Linked DNA regions of Homo sapiens: region 1 is linked to region 2. A link is a loop called in an ENCODE intact Hi-C map of the cell type or tissue named here. Cell type or tissue: PC-9. All regions are shown on one strand.

Region 1 (2,500 bases), 370 kb before region 2:
AAAAATAAACACTCGATTTCCAGATTTTTTCACTGGGATTCTAAAGCATCAGAATAAAGCAAATCGACTTTAGGGGAAAATAGAGGTAGAAAGATAATGGGGTTCTTGCAAGTAATCCCCTGGAGGGTACAGGCAAAAAAGAAAGGTCCTTTAAGGAAACAGAACTTCGTAACAGTTATGGGTGTAATATTTACCATATGTCCCATATGTTTTCAAATTACAAAAGTGCAACTCTTTCCCACAGCGCATTTGCAAGTGGACCTGACAACCCCAGGCCACAGAAATCAAAGACGGTAATCTACCATAAATTCTGCCACGCTAGATGGAACGAATATCTGTCAGATTTTTTAACTTAAACTTCTCTTCCTTTAAGAAGGCAGCATCTGGCTCTAAACTGCACATTTAATTTAAAAATCCTTTAATAACAGCATTAATTCTCATCGTTTTGCATTCTAGCAGTCTGTGACAAGCAAGCATGCGCTGCGTGCGTCAGGCAACCAGACTGCAAAGAGGAGAGGAGGCTGGGGAAGCCGAGGCGAGAGTTCAGGGAGGAGGCCGGGGAAGCCGAGGCGAGAGTTCAGGGGGCACTGTTTGCCTGGAGCCCTGCTCCGAGATCAAATCAGGGGCCGAGGACGTGTGATAACGAAGGAATAAAAGTTAGAATTCTTTTTGTCTAAGCAGAAGATATCTTTCAAATAGGACAATGCACTTGAAGCTTATAAAAAGCAAACTGGGCCCTTAAGAAGGAGAACTCAGCAGTGGTGACAAAGGCCAAGAATCCTGATCTTTGGACACGAAGTTAGACTTGGCTTCAATTGCAATTTCTAATGATCTTATTTTTGTGCTCTCCCTTAACCCTGGCTCAGTGCTTATCTTTTTAAATGACTTGTTCCCTTTCGTTGAAAAAGCAAAACTGGGAACCTCTCACAAAGTAAAGGCCACACACCCTCTGTCCCCACCCTAGGGCAGGGCGTGCAAGGAGGGAGGTGCCCTACTAAGAACTGAGAATTTACTAAGAGTAAATTCCTCCCTAACGCTTAGCAGCCTGACTTAGGAAAGAGGGCAGGGTGGCTGTGATCCAGAAGCTGAGGGTGTCCCCAGAGATATAAGGAAGGGGATGTGCTGCAGTGACACACCTGGCTTAGGGGGAGAAGGCAGGAAGGGCAGAAACTAGCTGGGTTGGGGGGTGGGGAGGCAGGAAGGGAAACCGAGTTTGGAAGAAAGGGCCCCTTCTAGTGAGACTGAGTAAGCACAGAAAAAAAAAAAAGCCCCTGCTTTGTGTGGCCTCCCTAGAGCCTGGGGAATTTGCAGGAGATAAAAGGCCAGACATTTCCCCCTGAAGACTGCAGGGTAGCACCTTTGTTTGTGAATGGCACACACCCTGGGGTGGGGATTCCTTTGCGGTTGCCATGACGGCCTGTCACACAAAGTTACATGTCCTGCTCTCTCCTCCCTGCCGCCCCAGCTGTCTTAAAATGGCCTGGATTTTAACTTCTGCATTCAGAATGGAGGAACTTTGCTTCTTAGGGTTTCTAACGCAAATGACCTAATTTTAAAGTCCATTTCCCTCCGCCGGCCGAGCAAATCTACATGAAGGGTACCCTGAGAATATTTTATTTTTGTATTCAGTGCCTTTTCAAATTTTCTGTTTTATGTAAAGCTGTGTTTGGGGCATTAACAATGCATAACGATAACCACTTAACAAACACTGCGAAGGGAATCTGAAGTAGGTGGCCTCTAGGGTGGGGGAAGAAAGAATAGAAAGATAATTCTCTGAGACCGAAGAAATATTTCCCTAACTATGATTTCACAGTAAAAGTTTCCTAATAAAAAAATGTTGTAAAGGAGGGTCTTTTAAAAAGTGGTCTGTGGTCTGACCCCTCTTCAAATTTACTTTTATGACTAATGTTGGGTGACCAAGCAATTATTATACTACTGAAAAATCTCATTAACTGCCTGAAAAATCAGCCAGTAAAGTGGGCCATGTCTGGTTTCTGCTCAACCTCATAAAACCTTTGAAGTCCCATAAGCGACCACATAATGACAGTAGAACTGGGGATGCCTCGACAACCTTCTTTCCTTCAGTCCCTCAGCTCGGCTCTAGAAGGCAGGCCCTGAACACCAGGGATTTTTGCCCACTCTATTCACAGTGTCCCTGGCACGTAAGAGGTGCTCAGGAAATATTTGTTAAGTAAGAGAAATTTAATTATTGTGATATCTGAGGGATTAAAGCCAAAAGTTAACCATAATAATATCCTAGATGATTTGAGGAAAATAAAACATTTATGCTGGGAACTTTTTTTAGATAAGATGTTAACTTGTATTTTCTTTCCCTGCATATTAGATCCCTTTTCTTCTCTCTGTTGAAGCCAGTAGCATGGGCTGAGCCTGTTTCCTCAAGGGCTCCATAAAGTCATATCCCAGCAAAAAGCCTAGTATGGTGTTTCTAAAATTACCTAACCTTTGTTGCAGACAAAATATCCTTGCAATAATCACGAAG
Region 2 (2,500 bases):
GGATTACAGGCGCCCACCACCACGCCCAGCTAATTTCTGTATTTTTAGTAGAGATGGAGTTTCACCAGGTTGACCAGGCTGGTCTTGAACTCCTGACCTCAAGTGATCCACCTTGGCCTCCCAAAGTGCTGGGATTACAGGCATGAGCCACCAGTCCCAGCCAGTATCACAGCTCTTAATTTGAAAAATGGAATGTTTGACTCCCGTAAGTCCATCAGCAACATCAATGAATGCTGCTTTCTAGTGGAACTCCCCCTGTAATCATCACACTATTCCACAAGACACAGGGAACTACGTTGTTCTTTCTATAAAGGTATAACATGAAATGCCCCTTGGTCACCAACAGAAAATGCGAGTGTCCCCACAACACCTTGCAGTTTTGGCAAATGCCTTAAAATGTCATTGCCGTTAGTACAATGTACTTCTGAATTATACTAGATCTTGTTACTTAAAGAGTTAATCAAGAGGCACACGTAGTACTAGATCACAATTACTTCAATATTTTGATAACTGTATTTCAAGATATTTGGTTTCCTTTGATAGCTGTTTCAATATAACTGGTTTCCTTGGTGCCCGATGTATTTATGTTATGGGTTTAAAAATATTATTCTTAGAAGGGGCCCACGGGCTTCATCAGACTGCTAAAGAGCTTCTTGGCACAAAGGTTGATTAAGAACTTCTTCTACACTGCCTCTGTTGCATGCAAAAATCATGCCTCCTCAACCATGAAGTGATTTTCTTTAAAATGGACATGTCACTTCTCCTTCACGGGGGAGAGTTGGTTTCACAGATGAGGCATACCCTTAATGCTGGGAGGGTGTGGCCGGCAGGATCTGCAGGGCCCAGCCGACTTTCTAATCGGTCTGGTTTCACCTAAGAGGGCAGCCCCACCCGGTCTCTGAGTCAGCTGTGCACAAAGCAGTCGGAACTGACAAGGTAAAGAACGCCTGACTCCTCTTTACAAACCCCAGGCTCCATTTAAACTGCAGATTCCGCGGGCATTTCTTCTTATCTAACTCCGCCCTGTGGGTTCCCAGGCGCTGACTCCCTCATCCTGCAGTTTCAATCCCTGCCTTGACTCATCCTCCTGGGCCTGCCTCTCCCCTCCAGAGTGCCTGTTCCTGCCTGCTCGGTGACTGAGCTGATCTCTCTAGGAATGACCTGTGTGCTGATCAAGCCGACACGTCTCTTTGCTTCCCGACGTCCTGATATGGCAGCAAAGGGTGGTAGAATGAAGTCATTCCTGCAAAAGAAGCTGTGAGAGGAAATACAGATGCAGTGGCTGAATATGAAAGTGCTTATGTTCCCAAAGGAAGAAAATGCTAAATCTCAATTAGAGGTTGGAAGAAATAATGACGCAGTCTTTTTACTTTTGTTCTTGCTTTTGTGTGTAGTTTTGCTTCTTTTTTTTTTTTTAATCTGTCTGGGTTTGCAAATCTCTGAATAATATCCACAAAGCCATCAGGGGTTCCAGGTTCCAAACCCTGCCATGTGTGATGGTAAAGGTGGCTCACATTTCCCAGGTCCTCCTAAGCTGTGGGTAGAACAGGCTCCTGTTTACACTCATGACTGGAATTTCCCTAGCCCGTCTACCTCCCTTTTAAGCACCTTTAAATTCCCCTTAATCAGTGTAAAAGTTCTCTAGGAAGGTCTTACGTGTGTTCAACAAATTCCTCTTGACTACAAGGAGGTGGTCACCATTTTCCTCCTCTGCTGCTCCAGCTAACTGGGTGTTATCCAGCTTCCGGTCCGTAAGGAGTGACCCAGTGTCCTCTGAAGTCCCCACCCTAGTGACATGCCTACCAAGGGCCATGGCACTGTGGCTGTGGCCTGAAGTCAGCCCCCAGCATGGAAAGCTGGGCTGAGCCGTGCTTTTTGAAGGGAGCTGGTGGGACACAGGCCCGGCTTGTGGCAGCACGCTGAAATGTTTTCTGAATTGAAGTCGTGTGCTCTCACCGCACAGCAGAGATGGCAGTGAGACTGCTCTTCAATGTGTACATTTCCTCCATTTCAGTACCTTGCTCAGGCCTCTGACGGCAGCATGTGAGGGCTGAGGGCCAGGCCAGAGCTGAGGGCGGAGTGGCCAGCAGTGTGTGTGCCCTCGTGCATCAGGTGTCCCTGCTGACCCTGGCATTTGGCATTGAGTCAGGCTGATAAGCCTTGTCTCTGTCTGGTTTTCCGACAATCCTTTCCCAGGAAACCTCTTGGGCAAGTTTGCATTCACAGCCTCAGGCACTGGGACACAGGTTTGGGGTGGGCTAACCCACCTGGTCCTCCAGCAGCCCTAGGCAGTCGTGAATCCTGCGGGGCTGCAGTTGAAGCGCAGGCCCAGACCCCGTCTCCCCATCAGGGCTGAGAGAAGCTGCGCCGTCCTGGAGTGAGTTTCCCACGCCCGCTGCTAGAAGTCCAGTTCAACAGAACAGAGCCGGCCAGAGCCTTTGGGAAGGTCTTCACGGCAGAAATGGAAATTGTAGTTTCTATAAATGTTTGCCAATATTCT

Evidence for each region. Hi-C counts contacts between places; a loop is a spot of excess contacts. Peaks named below come from ENCODE experiments on the same cell type or tissue, not always from the same donor. Only the 100,000 strongest peaks of a DNase experiment are listed, where the experiment ranks them.
Region 1: it touches region 2 in a loop (8-fold over the local background); 2 of 110 quality-filtered maps call a loop at or near these places.

Annotation. Positions count from the first base shown.
Region 1 is chr13:106,099,425-106,101,924 of GRCh38, forward strand. No RefSeq gene overlaps it. Among named protein-coding and RNA genes, the nearest start is that of LINC00460, 280 kb to the right of the region's middle. RefSeq lists an enhancer at 870-1,737. In PC-9, no CTCF peak of the experiment used is centred here; DNase peaks (open chromatin) are centred at 1,037 and 1,337; H3K27ac peaks cover 1,919 bases.
Region 2 is chr13:106,471,253-106,473,752 of GRCh38, forward strand. LOC105370346 (a long non-coding RNA gene) reads right to left here. Exons shown (of 2, transcript XR_002957491.2): 2 at 495-2,500. Among named protein-coding and RNA genes, the nearest start is that of EFNB2, 63 kb to the right of the region's middle. RefSeq lists enhancers at 521-1,720, 1,998-2,500 and a silencer at 889-1,183. In PC-9, no CTCF peak of the experiment used is centred here; a DNase peak (open chromatin) is centred at 999; H3K4me3 peaks cover 1,410 bases; H3K27ac peaks cover 2,500 bases.